Regions from separate parts of the Mus musculus genome. Here region 1 is linked to region 2. The links are chromatin loops, found by intact Hi-C in ENCODE. Cell type or tissue: left cerebral cortex. All regions are shown on one strand. Links, peaks and the distances in the headings refer to the core of each region. The heading gives the core; the rest is flanking DNA. Region 1 has its middle 11 kb from the start of Gm34529. Region 2 has its middle 31 kb from the start of Gm34590.

What was found. Peaks named below come from ENCODE experiments on the same cell type or tissue, not always from the same donor. Only the 100,000 strongest peaks of a DNase experiment are listed, where the experiment ranks them.
Region 1: it touches region 2 in a loop (2.0-fold over the local background); 2 of 42 quality-filtered maps call a loop at or near these places.

What each region holds. Positions count from the first base shown.
Region 1 is chr15:36,894,959-36,904,669 of GRCm38, forward strand. No RefSeq gene overlaps it. Among named protein-coding and RNA genes, the nearest start is that of Gm34529, 11 kb to the right of the region's middle. In left cerebral cortex, for the core only: no CTCF peak of the experiment used is centred there; DNase peaks (open chromatin) are centred at 6,081 and 7,010; H3K27ac peaks cover 867 bases.
Region 2 is chr15:36,964,069-36,973,779 of GRCm38, forward strand. No RefSeq gene overlaps it. Among named protein-coding and RNA genes, the nearest start is that of Gm34590, 31 kb to the left of the region's middle. In left cerebral cortex, for the core only: a CTCF peak has its summit at 5,921 (motif pointing right); DNase peaks (open chromatin) are centred at 4,902 and 5,195; H3K27ac peaks cover 1,366 bases.

The DNA of each region.
Region 1 (9,711 bases), core at 4,607-7,106, 69 kb before region 2:
ATGTCTATACTCAAGGTATTTGTGAGCAGAGGCAGTTCCCCTCTGGGCATCACAAGTGGGCATCACAAGTTCAAGATCAGCATGGCCTAATTAGTGAGTTCCCAGCCAGTCAGGTTATACTGCAGGACCCTTTCTCAAGAAACAAATGAAACACCAACCAAGGAAAGGTGGCTGACTTCTGCCTCTCCACCTCCACCGCCTGCTAGCTCTGTCCTTTTGCCTCCTGTCAAGGAGTGATGTATCTAAAAAGCCCTTGACAGGTGCTAGCCTCTTTCTTGACCTTGGACTCCTCAGAGCTGAAGGAAACACAGTGTTCTTTAAAAATTATCCAAGCTCAGATATTTTGTTGCAACAGCCAAAATGGACTGAAGTTACCTAACAGACAAACGATATCTTCTCGTTATCTTCTCTTTCTGACTCGCTGGCCTAACATTTTGCTCACTGTGCAGAGGGGGAACAATGGGTAAAAGTTGCTAGAATCTGGCTAAGAAGGATGGTGGAGAACCCACCGTGACTTCCTGCCTGGTCCATCAGAACTGGTTTTGAAGTTATTTTACTTAGCTTAGCTCATAGCCCAACACCCCCACTGCTTCCCGCCTCTCCTCCACCCATGGTTCTTCCACAGTCCTCTACAGGAGGAATCATGGTGTGAGCACCAGACGAGTCAGGCAGCCCCGCTGATGGTGGTGTGACCTCGGGGCAGTCACTTCTCAGAGAAAATGTAGAAATAGCTATCTTCCTCCAGAGGCTTCCCTGAGCCTTCCTTCAGTGAGATTATTTGCCTCAGGCCCTTGAAGGTCTTACACGCTGTAGGTGGACAATGCTGTCAGGTTTCTTGCTTCTTCCAAGTTGCTGCCCCTGTGCAGAAAACTGTGGTAAATCAGCTTCATTGGATTCAGGACTCCATGCTCATGCTTGCTGCCCAGGCTTGTTTTCCCCCTAGCTTCCTATAAACCCGCGGTCACCATGGCTGCTCATCCTTTTGGAACAGACCCATTACAGAATAGTTCTCTGGTGCTCTGGTGTGGAGAGGCCCTTTAGGCCCAGGGGAGCCTTGTTTGAAGATGCAACTTTCAGACTCACAAGAGAATTTACACAAGAAAGAAATACTCAGATTTCTCTCCTGGATAGTTTATCTCTGTTGAGAGCCAGCTCTTTCTTTTGTCTGTAAATGTTGTCAGGGCTGCTAGGGTTTAGCCTTCAGAAGAGTCCTCAGGTTTCTTGATGCACTTCATGCATGCATGCTTTCATTTCATTTTGGAACACACTTGAACTTGTTTATAGTTGATGACCTTGAAGTTTTGATCCTCCTGCCTCCCAAGTGCTGGGATTGCAGGCATGCACTGCTACACCTGGTTTTGTACAATGCTGCAGGTCAAATCCAGGAAACTACCAGCCGAGCGTCATCCACAACTCCTGACATACATCACTTGTGTCAGAGAAGCCTTCTGCTAAGAGCTGGCTATAGGCAGGTGCTGAGCTAACCCCACACAAGCACGGCTAGGAAGCAATCTGTGGGTACCTCACTGGTCCTGGGCATGCTCACTTCCTTCTTGGAAACCACAGAAGGAGATGGCTGCTTCTTGGCAAAGGGAGTGATTTTCAGAGGCTTCAGGGAGATGGTTTTCATCTTGTCTTAAAGGATTAGGAGAAGCAGATCCAGAAGAAGAACCTTAGAGGTAGGAGCAATAGCTACAGAACGCAGATGCAGGAAGTCGTGGCGGCAGTAGTGGAGAATAGTCTGAAGAATGAACAAGACGCAAAAGGGGACTAATGGAAGCAAATACCACGTGTTAAATGCCGTGATGGGCAGTCTTTAAGAGTCCCCAGTGGCCCTGGGTTTCCAGAGTGAAGGACCCAGACTGTCAGGGGATGGAGCTGGACTGCACCATTTCCCAGACCCAGCCAAACCTTCAGATGAAATCGTGTGGCCACCTGCTCAGTGGCTGTTCTCAAGAGACGTTATACCAGAAGCATCCATCTAAACAAACCCATTTTCTGATTGGATTTGGGGACAACTTGTCACCCAACAATTAGTAACTAACAGAAACATGTGCTTTAATATGCCAAGCATCATGGTAGTTGTTTTATCTAAGTAATTAGTCAACAGCGTTAGATGGGTATTTATAACGGCCCTCATGTGAATTGTCTCCCTATAGGTTCGTATGTTTGAACACTTCAGTTCCCATCAACTGCTTTGGGAGATTGTAGAAGTAATCTTTGGGACATGTGACCTAGTTGGCAGATATAGGGTCACACAAGGGTAGGACTTACAGGTTATATCCCACGTGGGTCTGTTCAAGTCTGTTGGGTATTGTTGGGGTCTGGGAATCACTGCACACGCCACTCAGATACCAATCTCAGTCAAATAGGAGTGGCTTATTGAAAGCCACACCCCAAGACTGATTGATCAGGGTCACAGAGCAGACTCAGGAGCTGGCTGCAACATTGAGTTAAGACCCTAGAGGGCTTTTAAGCCTCAAATTCATAAACATCTGTGCCCAGTTATTCCACCAATCAGGATTTAGGGATAGGAGACTTCCTTAGAAACATGCCTTAGTTAAATGCTTATTCTGTTCCCATTGATTGGGGTGTTCAATTGTGGTGAGAAACTTGCCTTGTCTAACACTCATGTCTTAACTTGCCAACCAAGATGTCAGTTATCCATACATGTCTCTTTCTGCCAAACTGGATGTCAATTCCTGGAGAGGTCTTGGGAACTTAAACTTTACCTGACCCTTACTCAAAATGGAAGTGGTTTTCTACACAGCTTTTTAGACTGGTACAGGTGTTTCTCTTCTGCTGGGGTCCATCCTAGGGACAGCTTATAAAAGCAAAGACCATAAATCATACCCAGGTGCAGGAAGTGCTGCCTGGCACTTGGTATGGCGCCAAGCTTATTGTGGCTAACTATGCAAAGCAGTACTAATTGACTTCTATTGTGATTGGTTTCCAAGAACACCAAAGCACAGAATATAATAGAATATGTAATCAACTCGGGCATGGGAAAGATTCCTAGTCACGGCAGTAACAACATATGAGGAAGTCTCCTTATAATATTAGTAACAGCACAAAATGGCAGGCTGGACAGGTAACAGTTACCTAGGCCTTAACAGTAACATAACAAGGAGATATCACAGAGCTACCACCACATTTTCCCACCAGGATGGTCTTGTATTCCCTTAAACTGAGAGCCAAGATAAGCTTCTTTTCCCTTCCACTGCTTCCCACTAGATCCCAATGATAAGGAGCTGACACAGTATTACTGTCCCAACAATGTCAGTAATCACACTATAGTTTACGCATCCTCGCTGTACTGCCTCCATGTTTAGCAAGCAGAAGAAGGTGTTCTCATAACTCGGGCACTATATAGTCTGCAAGGAGTCTCTAACGACTGCAGCTAACACATTCCTGCGGCCCTCTGTCCCGTTTCACACCCCAAGGTCTTTTAATCTTCTTAGTTCTAACATCTCAGCAGAGCTAGAGATGCTTGGACTGCCTCTGCTCCACAATCTTGGCAGACTACATCATTATCAGCAGCTCCATCTTCCATCTAACAGGAACTTACACCCCTTGCCCCTTATCTCTTTGTCACAGCCTTCGCCCACTGTAGTGACTGTCATTCAGTGGTGGTACCCAAGTTGGTGATGGCGCCATTTACTTATATGACAGTGCTGGGAGGAGCCAGAAGGTCCTGTGCTCCCCGTAAGGGATGTGGAATGCTAGCCCTAAGAAGAGCTTGTGCCTGGTCTCTGATGAGAAAATGAAGTTCTCCCAGCCTTATCATCTTTCTTCCATAGCGCCATTGGAATTAGGCCTTTGCAGGGGCCCAGGAGGTCGGACATGTTGGATGCTGCATGTGCTACCTGGAACCGTTGGCTTTCCTTCCTCTTATATTGCCTCCTAGCAATCTCATTTAGACCTTTGACACAGTGGCCAAGTCTCAAGAGGTCTATCATAAATGATTACCTTCAGCGAAGATGAAAAACAAGAAAGTGAACTAAGTCAACAGAAGAGTAATAACCGACCTTTGCACCTCAGTTCTCTGTAAACCCTTGGCAGGATAAGCAGTGACCTCCAGCACAGAAGGCTTACAATGGGTGAGTCATCCAAAGGCGACCGCTCGCTGGCGACACAGTGCTAACACAACCAAGCATTGAAGAATCCTAGGTGGCCGTGGCGCTGCTACTGTCTTGTTCATTAAATAAGTGATCTAAATCTGAGCACCCCTAAGTTCCCTTCTAGGACTGTCTTCGTAGGGATAGCCTCAAAGAAGGTGCCACTTTCACACTGTTCACACTGGTCCTTATTCTGCCTCTCTGTTCCTGACAATGACAGAAGTGTTCTGTGGAACTGAGGCTGACGCACTCTGGACCCAGGCCTCCTGGAAAAGGAGCAAAGTTTTCTGATTCCTGGATGGAGCTGAACAAGCCAGGAGGCTTTGCAGAGCACGGTACAATAAATGGTCTTTAAGTACTAGAAATTTCCCATTCACCCTCCCTGTCTATCTACTGCCTCACCTCCTGGCAGGTGGGCAGTAAGTGGGGCAATTCCACACCTGGCAGCCTCCTCCTACCAGGGCCTGGACCTGGACCTCCATTCTTCTACAACTGGGAACTTGATGGCCGTGCGGAGGCTCACTTTATAGAGGCAGGAAGTTAAAAATGCTAAAATCAAGACTCAGAACTTAGCTCTGACCTGGGTCAGGAGTGAAGAAACATGCACAGCATCATACTAATCAAACCCACAAACATATAGTAGGGTTAAAGGGGCCTCAAAGACCTTCGAAGCTGGCTTCCTAGTGATTCCCTAGGCAGAGGCCTGACATGATCTGCTCAGGTCCACAGCAAATGCACACACACACTTGGTTCTTACTGGGTGGCAGTGATCTTCCACCACATCGGTGACTTTGTAGGGATTGCTGGGAGCTTTTTAAATCAGCACAGGGAACTGTAGGCTGGAGAAAGCCTTGCCTACAGGTGCTCTGCCTTGTGCTGCTTTCTCACAGGACTGCTCTTTTTCCAGGGATGCTCTTTGACCTCCACAACAGGGACCTCTCCTGGTGTAGGAGGGCCAGTGTGGACACAAGCTCCCTCTTATCTTACCTGGCTGCTTTATCAGGGGTGGCTCACTCCTTGCAAAGACAGGGCTGACAATCTGCCTCTCCACCCCTGCACCACCTCCTCCACCTCCTTGGCCTGGCCCTCTGCAGCCCTGGCTCCAGGCGACTCTGTCTGTGGAGAGCTTTCCTACCAGTGGCTCTTATGGGCAAATGATTCTGAGGAAGTCAGACAGCTAGGGAGGGTGGATGGCACAGAACGGTCATGGTACCGGCTGGTGATGGCAGAGGAGAAAGCAAATGCTGTGAACCCTGAGCCAGACGACTGTCCCCCACACAGAGGTGGGGCTGAGAGAACACTGCCTTCAATCCTAGTGTTACTGCCCCCACCTTCAAGAAGTAGTGTTGAGGTAAGACGACATCATTTGCTTTCAGGAGGCCATGGAGTCTGGAGTTATTAGGGTTAGAGCGTGCACTCTGGCAGCCATAACAAGCAAGTCTCAACCCCCTGTCCTGAATAAACAGACAAGCAATAGTGAGGAGCAGAGCTAAGAGACAGTTTATTCAGTGTGTTCCCACTGAGAAGAGAAACAAATAAGGGGGATGGCATTTCCCACCCCCACTCGCTCAAGCTCCCCTCCCCAGGCCCCTCCCCTCTTTCCTCAAATCCATGTTCAGGGAACTAACAGGAGGTTTCTGTTCAAATAGAGGGTAAGTGTGACACATAATTATACAGTCCTGGCCAAGGTGTGGTCCTGCCTGTTATTGATCTGACTTGGACTCTGGTTCCAGTCTGTCCTCCAAGACGGTCTGACGAATTGTTAGAAGGGTGTGAAATCTCTTCAGAGGAGACATGTTCCTCCTCTGTCTGGAAGCAAGTTTTAGGCTCCCCACCCCACCCCACCCCCACGCCGATGTGGGATTTCTGGGAAGTCCCAGTTTCCCTGAAGCCTTTCTTTAGAAGTCTGATAGCTCAAGCAGCACACACATCTCTCTTTAGACTGTATCTTCCCTCCTGCCCCTGGGCATCCTCAGGATTTTTGCTATCTTCTTGGCCTTGAGGTCAGATGGAGACACTCCAGCTACTTTTCCAAGCAGAGCAAATGGATAGTTCCCCTCTCGTGCCCTACCCCCTTTCCCAAGGACTTCTTTCCAGACAGCGTGCAAGAAACAGGGAATGTGAGATCTGAGGCAATGCTGGCCACTGCCCTTCTGGCTCTAGAGTCCTGTAGAGAGAGATACCCTACCTAGGGCAGTTCTGAAGAAGGCTACCATAGTGAGTGAGGTTTCTGGGTCCTGGGTTGTGATGTGCCTGACCTGAAGGGCAGGGGGCAGGCTTTCCTGATCCTTGAGAGATTCAACCATGGATGCTCAGAGTGAGATTTGCAGGCAAAGGCTAGGGCAGGATCAGAGGGGAGGTCAGCACAGAGCACGTGGGCCATGATCACCTGTTTCTGTGCCGTGAGCAGGGCTGCACAGGAAGGACTTTTGGGGTACATCGCATATATGTTAGGGCATCTTGCATGGTGGGCAGTCATGGCAGGGGCTTCTCCACTCTCTGTCAACAGTGCTAAGGATGGGATCCTCGTGCTCAGCCCTTAAGGAAGGGTGCAAACCTGAGGAAATGGTTGGGCGGGAACAGTGACAGAAAGCAGGAAGATGTCCTTGCTGCCTGCCTTTCCAAATGGTCTGTGTCCCTTCTGGAGCCTGACAAGGCAGATGATTCCAGCAAGAGGCTGCCCTGGCCACCCCAGGTGAGGTGGCATGGCAGGGCACCAGCATACTGCGGGATGGAGAGCCAGCCCTCCAACCAGCCTCCCCTCCTCATGTCTAACTTCCCAGAGACCCGCTTGCCCAGCCTCTGCACGGTGCCTGCTCTGGCTTGCTCTCTCCTTTTCCTCTCACCCCCACCCCGCATCTCCCTGGCTCTCAGCAGACTGCCGCCATCACCATGGCTACGCTTGCTTCTGCTTCTGCTCCACACTCAACAGGAGTCAGAGCTGGGGGAGGGAGGCCGGTCATTAGGCTTCCTGTTAAGCTGGGATCTCTCAAAGTCAGCTTGGGGCTGCACCCTGTATGTTCTGGGCCCAGCCGGTTCTTTGAGGGCTCACCTTCCATAGAAAAGATGGGCTTAACTAAACAGGATATCCTAGCCCAGGGAGGCTTAGTCATAGCCTGGGAGGATGCCACTAGCTCTCTGTCTCTCTCTCTGTGTGTCTGTCTGTCTGTCTGTCTGTCTCTCTCTCTCTCTCTCTCTCTCTCTCTCTCTCTGTGTGTGTGTGTGTGTGTGCGCGCGCGCGCAGGTACACATGTGTGTATAAGTGCACATACACATGTGTAGCTTCATGAGTGGAAGGAAGAGGAGAACCTTGAATGCCATTTCTCACATGCTCTCTACCTGTTGTTGTTGTTGTTGTTGTTGTTGTTGTTGTTGTTGTTGTTGTTGTTTTGAGACAGGGTATCCCCTGGCCTGGAACTCACCAAGTGATCTAGACTGGCTAGTCACCAAGTCCCAGAGATCTGTCTGTCTCTGCCTTCCCAGCACAGAGATTACAAGTTGGTGTCACAATGCTCAGCTTTTTTTAATTTTAATTTTTATTTTTTGCATGTGGTTAAATGTGAGTTCAGGTCCTCAGGCTTGCAAGATAATCACTTTACCAACTGAGACCTCTCCGTTGTAGAATATCGATGCATGGTAGTGTGTGGGTGTGACTGATGTCAAAGGTCACTCACTGAGTGATCACGGTAGGCTTAATGAAGTTACGACTGTCACCGTCAAGTTGCAGCTGAATAGGAACAGATTCTAATCAGTGCCTTCCCATTGTCAAGGGCATGAACTAACACAAATTAAGTATAGAACTCTGCTGAGTTTCAGTTTTCTTGTTTGTAAAATGAGGACAAGAACACCTAGTTTTCAAATTAAAGATAATTTATGCAAAATGGCTGGCACACAGTAGGTGCTAAGAAATGCCTCATGTCCTTTATTATTATAGAGGTCTGGGCCCTTTAAAAGGCATCATAGCATGAAAGACTGCTTTCCCTGACTTGAAGGCTACTGGGACTGGGTTTTAAGATGGATAGGCAGATTCCCAGCCTCACCTACAAGGAGATGTAGCCTTGAGCCCTGGTGTGGGAAGACAGCTGAGGTAGAGTTACCAGAGGTGAGCTCTAAGCTGAGGGTCTGGAGAGAGAAGTGAGCTGCCCAGACCCAGAGAATCTTGGAAAGTCTCAGGAACTGAGACACGAGATGCTGAGGAAGGGAGCAGATGGAGCCTGAAACAGAGAGGTTATTTTGAAGTAGACTTGCAAGGGCCAAGCTCTTCTCCCCCGCCCCCCACCCCACCCAGCAGGAGAGGGAGTTATTCATTAGAGAAACTGGACCAGAGAGACTTTGTGCTAGGGATGTCAGATGCAGAGAGAAGCTGGAGTGAGGTCAGAATTTGTATTAGAAATGAACTTCCTCCCTTGCCCCTGACCTTGGCTGGCAGGAGACTGAGAATTTCTTGCTGCAGAAACCAACCCACTCCGGAAACAATGAGTCTAAGTACATGTGTGTTGACTTGGGAGGTGCCTGGTGACCCTAAAAGGACCCCCCGCCCCTGCACAGCACTCCAGAACTTCCTATGGACTCTTCGGAGTTTTTATTGTTTTCATTCTCCTCTTCCTCCCCTTCTCCTCTCCTTCCTGAGACAGGGTATTGCTGTGCAATCCAAGCTAGCCATGAGCTCACCATATAGCTCAGGCTGGACTCCAGAGGCTTTTGTTTTTCTTAAATAAGATCATTTATTTTATCAGAAGTGTCAGATGCCCTGGAACTGGAGTCATGCATGTTTGTGAACCTTGATGTGCATACTGAGGTCCTCTGTAAGAACAAGAAAAGTGTTCTCTTTCCTTTTTCTTTTCTCTCTTCTCGTCTCTTCTCTTCCTTTTTTTTTTTTTTTTTGCCTCGGCTTGCCTGGAACTCATTATGTAGTCCAGGTTGTTTCCAACTCAGAGAGGTCTGCCTGCCTCTGCTTCTAGAGGGCTGGCATTAAAGGCATGTACCATCACACCCAGTACAAGTACTCTTCATTGCTGAGTCATCTCTCTAGGCCCTGGCCTTGAACTTTTGATCTCTGCTGATGACAACAGAGTCATGAAGTGGAAAAGCAAAGGAGACAAAGGATGAACAGCAGAAGAAACTGGAGACAAATGTAAGTTGTTGTCCGGAGAAGCAGGGAGACGTGTATCCACATGCTGTGTGAAACCGTGTAAGTAGGGCAAGAGTTACTGAGAGTTAAAAATATTAGAGGAGATCTCAAAGCTTTTAGTACAGCATTGAAAGGTAAAGTTGACAAAATGTACCTGGCCTAGTTTCTTCTCTCTTGCTGTGAGGAATAACCATGTCCAGAAACAACTTGGGGAAAAGAGTTTATTTCAGTTTATACCGCCAGGTAAAAGTTCGCCATGGAGGGAAATCAGGAAAGCTGCCTACTAGGTTCATGCTCAGTTGTTTTCTCACACGGCCTAGACAGCTGCCTAGGGAATGACACCGCCTACAATGGGCTTGGCCCTCCTACATCAACTAACAACCAAAAAAAAAAAAATGCCACAGACACACAGGCCATGCTCATGGAGGCCAGTCTTCAGTCGGGAGTCCCTCTCCACAGGTG
Region 2 (9,711 bases), core at 4,600-7,099:
GACATAGGCTAATGGAAGTGCTGTGGAGGGAACTGCTGTCTGAGGTGCTGTAGAGGGAGAGTGTGTCTATGTGGTGGGTCAGATACCCTTCAACTCTCTTAGTTAGGGTTTTCATTGCTGTGAAGAGACACCATGACCAAGGCAACTCTTCTAAAAGAAAACATTTGGTTTCAAATGGACTTAAAGTTTCAGAGGTTTAGTCCATTATCGTCATGGCAGGAAGCATGGTGGCATGCAGGCAGGCATGGTGCTAGAGACAGAGCAGAGAGTTCTACATCTTGATCTGAAGGCAGCAGAAGGAAACTGTGTCACACTGGGCATAACTTGAGCATATATGAGACCAGAAAGCCTGCCTCCACAGTGACACACTTCCTCCAACAAGGCCACACCTACTCCGGCAAGGGCACACTCCTAATAGTATCACTCTTATGAGTCTATGGGGCCATTTCTATTCAAACCACCACAAACTCTTAGAGTACCATAAGTGGAGTATCTGTCTCATGAAGGGGTATGTGTGTGTGTGTGTGTATGTGTATGTATGCTGTGTGTGTGCTATGTGCATGTGTGCTGTGTGTATGTGTGCTATGTGCATGTGTGTGCGCGTGCGCACTTAGAACTCATCAGTCCTTTGTTCTGTCCACTGCATTGCTCTGCCAGTTCTAGGCAAGGGTAGGAGTGAGAGCACCCATGGAGTCCAAAGCGGTTCTTGAGGAATGCTGTCTGTGCTTATAGTTGGACACATGAGCTTCCCTGACATCACAGGACCCACCCCTTGCTATGTGGCTCTCTCTCCTCTGGGTGTGAGTCTCATTTGTATTTCCAGAGCAGCCTATCAGAATGTGGACAGCCTCTTCCTTCATGTCCTCTCAGCTTCATGGTAAGTGTTTGCTCTTTCAGAGTGAAAGACAGGTCTAGGTTCAGCTTTCTATAGCCTGTACCAATTCAGAGTCCATGAGTAAGATGAGCTGACTACTAAGAATAGTTAGAACCCATGGTTCCCTGTCTCAGCAGCTGCATGGCTGAGGGCTAGGGAGGGATTCATCCACATGTGGATTGCCCATACTGCTCAGCAAGAAAACAACAAGTGGTGTTGAGCTAAACAGCATTCCTTTGCTGTAACAAGTACTGCAGAAGTCAATTTAGTCTTTATTTTAGTTCACGGTGTTGGAGGTTTCTGTTCTTGGTACATTGCCCCAATTATCTTTGGGTAATATATGAAGACAGTGAGTTTTGGTGGGAGCACATGGCAGAGAGAAGTAGACAGAGAGTGGCAGGTAGTTGCCAGGGTCCTAAAGACAAGCTCTCAATGACCCAACACCCTCTAACTAGATCCCACCTCTTAGTGGTTACACCATCTCTCAATAGCACCACAGTTGAAAGACCATGCCTTTAACATCTGGGATTTGGGGAGACGTTTTTCCAAACCATGGCAAATGATGAAAAGACATCCACAGTCCTTTATTCAATTAATTATATGTTTCAGAGCTATATGATCCATAGTAATGATCTTTAAACTCACTGCCAAAAACTGGTTTTAGCTGTGCTCCAACCGTGCATTTATTTCTCTGTAAGTACACTCATGGGCCAATCTACCAATTCGGTGGTAAAAACATCCCGTGGTCCCTTTTTTCCTAGTTCCTTGGTGTGGCATTCCCCAGTGGATACAAGGCATATCAGAATAGACTACATTTCTCAGAAACCTTTGCAGCTAGCTGTGTCCGTAAAAATCAGTTCTGCCCTGTGGAAATGCCTGAGAAGAGCACCAAGCCCAGCACTGGGATCTTTCTGTGAGATTTTCCACTTTTCACAAGTGTCCCTGTCTGAAGGTGTGCAGCTGTTTCCTGCTGCTGCTGCCCAGAATGCAGACATACTGTCTGGACCACAAGAGTCACCTTAGATAAGGAAGCAGAAACCACACGTTGGTGTCAGAGCATCAGAGAAGACAGCGTACCAGCTCTGGGCAGCTCACTACCAGGCTCCACTTAGGTGACATAAACTCTCGTTTAAGTCATTGTCATCTTGTATATTAATCTTTTGTTTTGTTTTTTTGAAACTGGGTTTCTTTGTGTAGCCTTGGCTATCATGGAACTCACTTTGTAGACCAGGCTGGCCTCAAACTCAGAAATCCACCTGCCTCTGCCTCCCGAGTTCTGGGATTAAAGGCGTGCGCCACCACTGCCCGGCTTGTATATTAATCTTATCCCAGTCTGGTCCTACCTGATAGACTTGTGTACATTTAATACATATAAAAGGGAAGACAGAAGCATATCTTACTAAAAGTTATGCTAGAAAAACTTCAGAAATTCTATTATATTTTGCACTTGACTCGACAGTCTCACAAACCTCTGAGATCTGAGGTTCCATCTTCCTTTGTCCACTTTAGAGTAATCTCTTCTTGTCACTACAGCCCTTGTTCTGTGAATCCTGTAAATCTAGTTACATTTGCGAAGTTATTTGACTCTTCTCCTCTAAATATACTTTGCTTTCTGAGGCAGGGACCCAAAAAATGTTCTTTGAATCACCTAGCACTGCCAGGACAGAATTCCTTTCAGGCTGAGCCTTGGCTAACTCTCCTGGCCTGGGTCCATCTATAGACGCTGGCCAAGGAGAGTTGGATGAGTTGGAAAGACACTGTGTGAGCTGGGCCCACAGATGTGCTGGGAACTGTGCAGATGCTGCTGTTAGGTGGGCCCACTCACCAACCTCTCACAGCAGGCTGACATGTGACTATGCCCTAACTGGTCACAAGGCCAGAGGGAAGAGAGAAGGCCAGGAGAAAAGCAGAGCTTCCCCCTCCAAAAGCTTTGCCCGGGCATGGCCTTTCTATAGGAAGGAACTGTCAGGGTGCCGTAGCCACCACTCCTCATTAGAGATGCTCAGAGTGTAACCATTACCAGAATTCTGAGGCTGAGGGTCCATCCACACCACCCTACCCACATTCTGCCTGTGCTCAGGAAAGCGAGATCTCCCCCTCCCCCCACCTAGTCCCTTCAGCATCAGGACAAATCCATACTCCCTCTCCACCCCCGTTAAGCATCGTGTCCTGCTGTATCACAGCTTCTAAATCCCTGACTCATGCCAGCCTCAGAGTTTAGAGAAGAGGTTATCCAAGTGCTGTGGGCTGCATGCTCTTCCGCACCCCCGGCCCTGCCACACACACTCAGCTATTTAATTATAGCACCTCTGCAGGGCAGAGGGGATAGGGAAGGAAGGGGCTAGGAAGAGAGAGAAGGTTCCTGAAACTAGAGGACCTTGAGGGACGTTTGGCACGATCTCATTGTGAAAGCAATGTATGATGTGGCCATTAACCCCTAGAGCAGGCAAGTGGTAAGTGGGGCAGGTCCTGGAGCCTGGCTAAGGATGCGCACGCAGCTAGGAGGCGAAGCATCGAGGCTGCGCCAAGCCCCCCTCAGTTTCATCTGTTCTCCTACACATCTAAGTAACCAGGCTATCATGTGATCCTCCGGTAACTATGGCAACGAGGTCTGTCTCGTGGAATGTGTGGTGAGAAATCTCACAGAAAGATCCCAGTACTGGGCTCGGTGCTGTGCCCAAGAGTAGCTCCCTTCCACTAGATCTGAACTCTGGGGCTGCAGGGGCACCGGGTGATAGCGGAGATGGTAACAATACGATTCTGAGCAGCTCTCTGCTGAGCTGGAGACATTGATTCTTCCTGTACTCCTGATACTTGCCTCCCCTATTTTGGACCAATCCCTGAAGACGAGAGACAAAAATAACCCTCTCCCAAGGAGACCATGCTAATGCACACTCCGTGCCTTTGGAGATGGGGCTCTATAGTGAGACACCCACTCCAGCATCTCAGACTGATGAGGGAAAGCACTCAGCGGTGCCAGGGGGTCAGCATTCTGCCTCTGCCAGGAGAAGCTGCAGAGAAGTAGGCTGCACAATGGGAGGCTGTGTTAGCATCGAGTAGACTCTCGAACCCGATGGCTCTGCAGCTCATAGGCACAGCCAGGCGGAAATGTTTGCAAATGAAGGGCATGGTTATAATATGGTGAAACACACGTCAGAGGATTCAGCGTGCAGCAGATGAGCGGCTCCTGAATAGCCATGCATGTAGCAGTCTGAGTGGCGCCGTTGCTGCCAGCCATGGGGAGACAAGCTGTGCAGGCTGCCCTTTCAGAAGGATGCTGCAGCGGATTCGACTGCTGCGTCTGACCTTGAATGAGTTAGTCTTTTCAGGTGTCAATTTCTCCATCATTGGAAGAGGCAGGGTAATCGTTGTGTAGCCTTCTTGGACTTTGGCTGCAATCATGTTTGATAACATGGAAAAGTACAAGGTACTAATAACACAAGAAAATACTTCAAAATGGGCATTGTTGTAAGTCTTTCCTCCTCTTCCTTCCCCTCCTTCCCCTCCTTTTTCCTCCCACTCTCATCCTTCCTGCCTCTCTTCTTCCATCCTCCCTCCCCACTCCTCCTCCCCTCTTCCTCCTTCCTCCCCCCTCCTTCCTCCATCCTCCCCTCATCCTCCCTCCTCTACTTTCCCTTTTCCTCCTGATTTTTGTTCATCTCAGAGGTATTTATTCTTAAAGGACTCAGCAGGCTGGATGAGTAAGGATGAGAGCTACAACAGTGTGAAGCCATTGTGGCTTCATATAGCCTGGAGTATGTGCAGAGAAATTTCCATTTTAATCCCAGCAATGCCCCATTAGGATTATAATGTCCACTTATTTCAGAGAAGACCCAAATCTGCCTAGTCAATGACAGACTCCGGATCTAGTCCCTGCTTCCCAAACCCAGGCTCCTGGGGGCAGCTCCGTCTGAAATACCCTCTGACTATTGGAAGTGACCTTGCTATTGCTAGGTGGCTTCCCAGGAGCTCACAGAACACCATGCTGCATTTGTGCATGTGTATGTGCATGTGCCTGCCTGCTTCTTTGTTTGAGGGTACCTATTGTGCCATGCTGACATGATCACCTTTTAGGGTCCATATGGGAAGACTTCTGGCAGAGACCAGAATGCTGCTGTTCATCATGGTTTCAACAGTGAGAACTGAGGCACTATGCTCCACTACTATGGATACACAAAGCTAGAACAGCAGGGTTGCATGGCCCTGCCATGGAGGCAGAGGAGCAGTGGGTTCTTCAGCTCACACTGTCTGATTGTCTGCCATGCTCAGGTTTGCTTTCCAGAGTCACATCAACTCTGAATACTCCCCGCATCAAAGTGACTTGCATACCCTTTGTGTTCTAGTTTATCCATCCAGTGGGATTCTTGCAGATGAAAGGGTAGACAGCATCTCTCTTCCCCTGGCACTGATGTCTGCCTGTACCTCACACCTTCAGAGAGGAGGATCCCCAGACAGTAGTGGCGTGGGAACGTCCCATGTCTGCTAGCAGAGTTCCTCTCCTCACTCACCCTTCATAGACAGCCTTCACTCCACTCCACTTAATAGACTCATACACTCCCTGGTACTGTCCTGGGAATGTCTACATTACAGCAAAGCACTCAAAGGCACAGCCACAGAACTGAATGCACTTAGCGGGTGGAGACAGGTCTAGTCAGTGCATTTGCAGATTTGGCTGAATTCTCAGAGCTTATATTCTGATGAGGATGACACTCTCAAGCAGGGGGTTGGGGGAAAGCGTCTCCCTCCTCACTGACTTTGTTGTAAGAGGAGGAATGGTGGTAAGGAAAGTGACTTTTTCAAGTTGAGCCGTTACAATGAGCTACCCACAAGAAAGATATGTCAGCTTTACAACTTATTCAATTTCACAACACAGGGGAAATAATTGTGTTCTTTTTTGCAACAAGGGAGCTAAGACTCAGCATTGACACAATTTATCAAGGTCAGTAAATTCACTATATAACTTTAATCCTGTTTTTATTTTATGTACAGGAGTGTCTTGTCTGCATGTATGTATATATACCATGTGCATGCAGTGCCCATGGTGGTCAGGAGAGGGCGGTAGATCTTCTGGAAATGGAATTACAGATGCGCGTGAATCACTGAGTTCTGGGATTTGAGTCCAGGTCCTCTGCAAGAGCAGCAAATGCTCCTAACACTTCTGCTTTGTGGGATTCGGTTGTTTGTTTATTTATTTTTGAGAAGTTATAGATCGTCAAAAAGGATAGGTAGAAAACTCTATGAATTAAAAGCAGGGAGCGGACAATGGTGGTGGTGTTTCAAGGACTTGAACCCAGTCCAGCATGTGCAGTCTTAAGGGAAGGACAGGGCCTGCTGACTTTGAAGGAACAGTTGCTAACACCATGTTAGAAACAAGTGGTCATTAGCCAAGGGGCCTCGCAGGGTGAATGTCTGTCCATCTGTCCATAAGCACAGAATGAAGGTCTATGGCAGTCAGCAGAGCAGGGAGGAGCAGTGGGCGGTATAAACAGGGTCTGGGGGGATTTCCATCCTTTATATGAAGAAGTCTGGACTACATAGCTTATGCTATTAAAGTGGAGTCATCTGGTCAGATTTAGGTGTCTTTAGTCGGTTGACAAAACCAAAGTGGACAGTACTGGCAACAGAGAGGTTTAGTGGGCTTAATAGTCACCAGGCAAGAGATAATATGACCCCCAAACTAAACAAAGGACCAAGTGATGGAGGCAGCTGTTTTGAGAACTTTGAGGGGCTCCCAGAAGCCAGGCTTGGGGCACAGAGCTGTAATCCCAGCACTGGGGAGGCAGACCCCAGTTAGAGGCCAGCCTGAAAGATATAATAAGGTTATCTATCACCTTAGAAACATAACCTGGGAGAGGTAAGATTTCAGGGATTCGTGGGTGATGAGATTGATTGACTGGCTGATTGATTATAGCTGCTAGGGAGCTGACTATGGCCATCAAGCATTATAGAAAATATAGAAGAAAAAGCCGATATGGGGCTCGGGGCTCTTGCTGTGTCTGTCAAGCGACACACACCTCCACCTCTACAACATTCTAACTACAGACACCAAGAAGTGAGGCCATGAGCCACGCCGGGAACAAAATTGTTCCTGGAGACTCAAGTCTCCAATGAGCTGCTGCTCGGCCTGAACATCGGTTGTTCAGGGTTTCCCTCAGTTCTGGGAACCACCTTGCAATTCGCCCTCCTCTTTCCATGAGTGACACAAGGCCAGTGAGCTAGTGGAGAAATGAAGAGTTCAACTTTGGAACTGGTGATTTCTGGGCCCGTGTGACACCCCTCTGACGACCATGGGCCCATGTGACATTCCTCTGACGACCAGCAGCTCCAGCAAGTACGAACCAGAGTGGAAAAAAAAAAGTCTGAGCTGAAGTCATCATCAGCCTGTGAACTGCAGTTGAATCACACAGACAGGGTGTGGGAGTGGGGATGGTACCCCAGGAAAGCAAGAACATGTGATTCCAGAAGCAATGGCTTAAACAGTCAGAACAGGGTGAGAACCTTTAATCAAAGCCAAGGTAATCGGTTAGGGGGTGAACAGTGAATAGTTGATGGTTGATGACCTTCAGGGCAGCGTCACCTTGACAGTAAGACAGAGCCAGGCTGTGGGGCTGTGGAGCACATGGGAAGCACAGTGGGGAAGACCTGGGAGCTTTCAATGAGAGATGGAAGAAGCCAGTAACAGTAAGCAGGGGTCCTCAAAAGATCTGTGTCAGGGATGCCAGCTAAGACTAGCCTCACTCCACAGGCCTGCACTAAAATTTGCTGTCCTTGAGTTTGGAAGCAGACAGGATTGTAGTGTGAAGATAATTCCAAATGCACCCTGTGTTAGCTTTTCTTCCTGTTTGTGACTAAACACCTGACGGTAGCAGGGGGAGGACACATCTTGATTCACAGTTTCAGGGAACACAGCTAATCATGTCAGGGAAGGTAGAGAGCCTACACCGGAAAGACCCTGGTGAAGGCTCCTCACATCCTGATGGGGACAGCAAGTAGAGAAGAATACTGTGATCAGGGCCAGGGCCAGGTGACCTACCACAAAGGCCTGACCCAGTCCCTCAATCTGCTGGCTGCCCCACAGCCTCCTGGTATACCACCAGTGGGGACCAGGATCCCAACACATGAGACCGGAGAACATTTAAACCGTAACAGCTCTCACCATTCTTTCTCGAAAAGTTTAGATTGTTAGAAATTGGCCTCTGGCAGACATATCTTTGTGGTGGTATAACTAAGAGGCTGAGGGGCTGAGGGGAATTTGGAAGCTTGAGACAGTGTACTGATTGCTAGAAAGCATGTCAGCTCTTCCACCTTTTCTTCTTCTTCTTCTTCTTCTTCTTCTTCTTCTTCTTCTTCTTCTTCTTCTTCTTCTTCTTCTTCTTCTTCTTCTTCTTCTTCTTCTTTTTCTCCTCCTCCTCTTCCTCCTCCTCCTCCTCCTCCTCCTCTCCCTCCTCCTCCTCCTCCTCTTCTCCTCCTCTTCTTCTCCTCCTCCTCTTCCTCCTCCTCCTCCTGCCTCTCATCCCAGGCCCTACCTTCCTGCTTCCCACTGCTCTCCTGGATGTTCTCCTGGGTAACATCATCTCTTGACTGGCAAGGCCTATGGGGCAAAGACATGTCCTACAAGAGAGTTTAAGGGCTATGTGATAGAGACCAAGGGCCAGGAGGGTCAGACCCAACACCTAAGCCACCTGCATGGCCACTTAACCTTACTAAGGTTGGTTTCCTCCTCTATAAAGTGGGGAAAAAGAGGCAATCTGCCCAACCACACACAGCAGTGCAAATAATGATAAAGGCCATAGACTCAGAGTCTGGCACATACTAAGTGCTGAGGGAGAAGAAAAGAGCAGCCATTATGCCAACATTTGGAACGCTCCTGCCTTCCAGACGGGAAGGCCTTAGACATACAGGAGCATGCCGCAGAGGACTCTCTTCATAATCTCTCCCTCCCCTGGGGATGCGCAGGATGGCTTCATAAGAACACCCAGCCATGGCTCTATTCTTTGGACAAAGCCCTGAGTGGCCAGTGGCAGTTAGAGGTCTCAGCTCTCCTGACTTGGAAATTGCTCAGGGGGAGAAACACTACCATTTAACAGCTATCAAGTATTGTTCTTGGGTGGGACACAAAGCGACAGCATCCTCCTCCAAAGGGAATTGTGTTTACTCTTGCATGAAACATTTCAAATCAGAGCACACATAATAAACCCCGGGAACAGTTGCGTTTTAAGAACAGAGTAAATACCTTTGATGGACTCAGAGCAGGGAAAACAAGCTGCATCATTTTAGAAATTGGTTTTCTACTGAATTTGAACATAGATGAAAACGAAGATGGTGCTGGGGGCAGGGAACACACCGAGCACCTTCTCTTGCACAGAACATGCTTTGCAGGGGAATTACTGGGCTCTGCTCCCTGAGCCTGGGAGAGGTGGTGATGGCCGCTACAACAAGGGAGCTCCATGGACTCAGCTCCCAGAATCCCCAGGCTAGCCAGGCCAGCGTCCTCCCGCATCTGCAGCCTGTCCCCAGCTGTCCCATGTGAGGTGCATCTGGGTGACTCTCCTGCTCTCACAGTAGGCACTGCCACACCCTGTTTCATTGTCTCTTCATGCCGAGTCACATTGCTTGCGGGCTGTTCTCAGTCTGCATCTGAAAGGCTAACCATGACCTTCCCTCCTCTTCCCTCTAACTGCACGGTCAGTTTTCTTTATCACTTTCAGATATGGAGAGGCCTGACTGTCAGAATAATCCAATCTTTAATCATTCATTTTTCCCTTTACATACAGACCTGAGTCCCCAGCAGCATGTACTCAACCACGACAAACAACCGGCTTGTCCCTGGCCTCCCT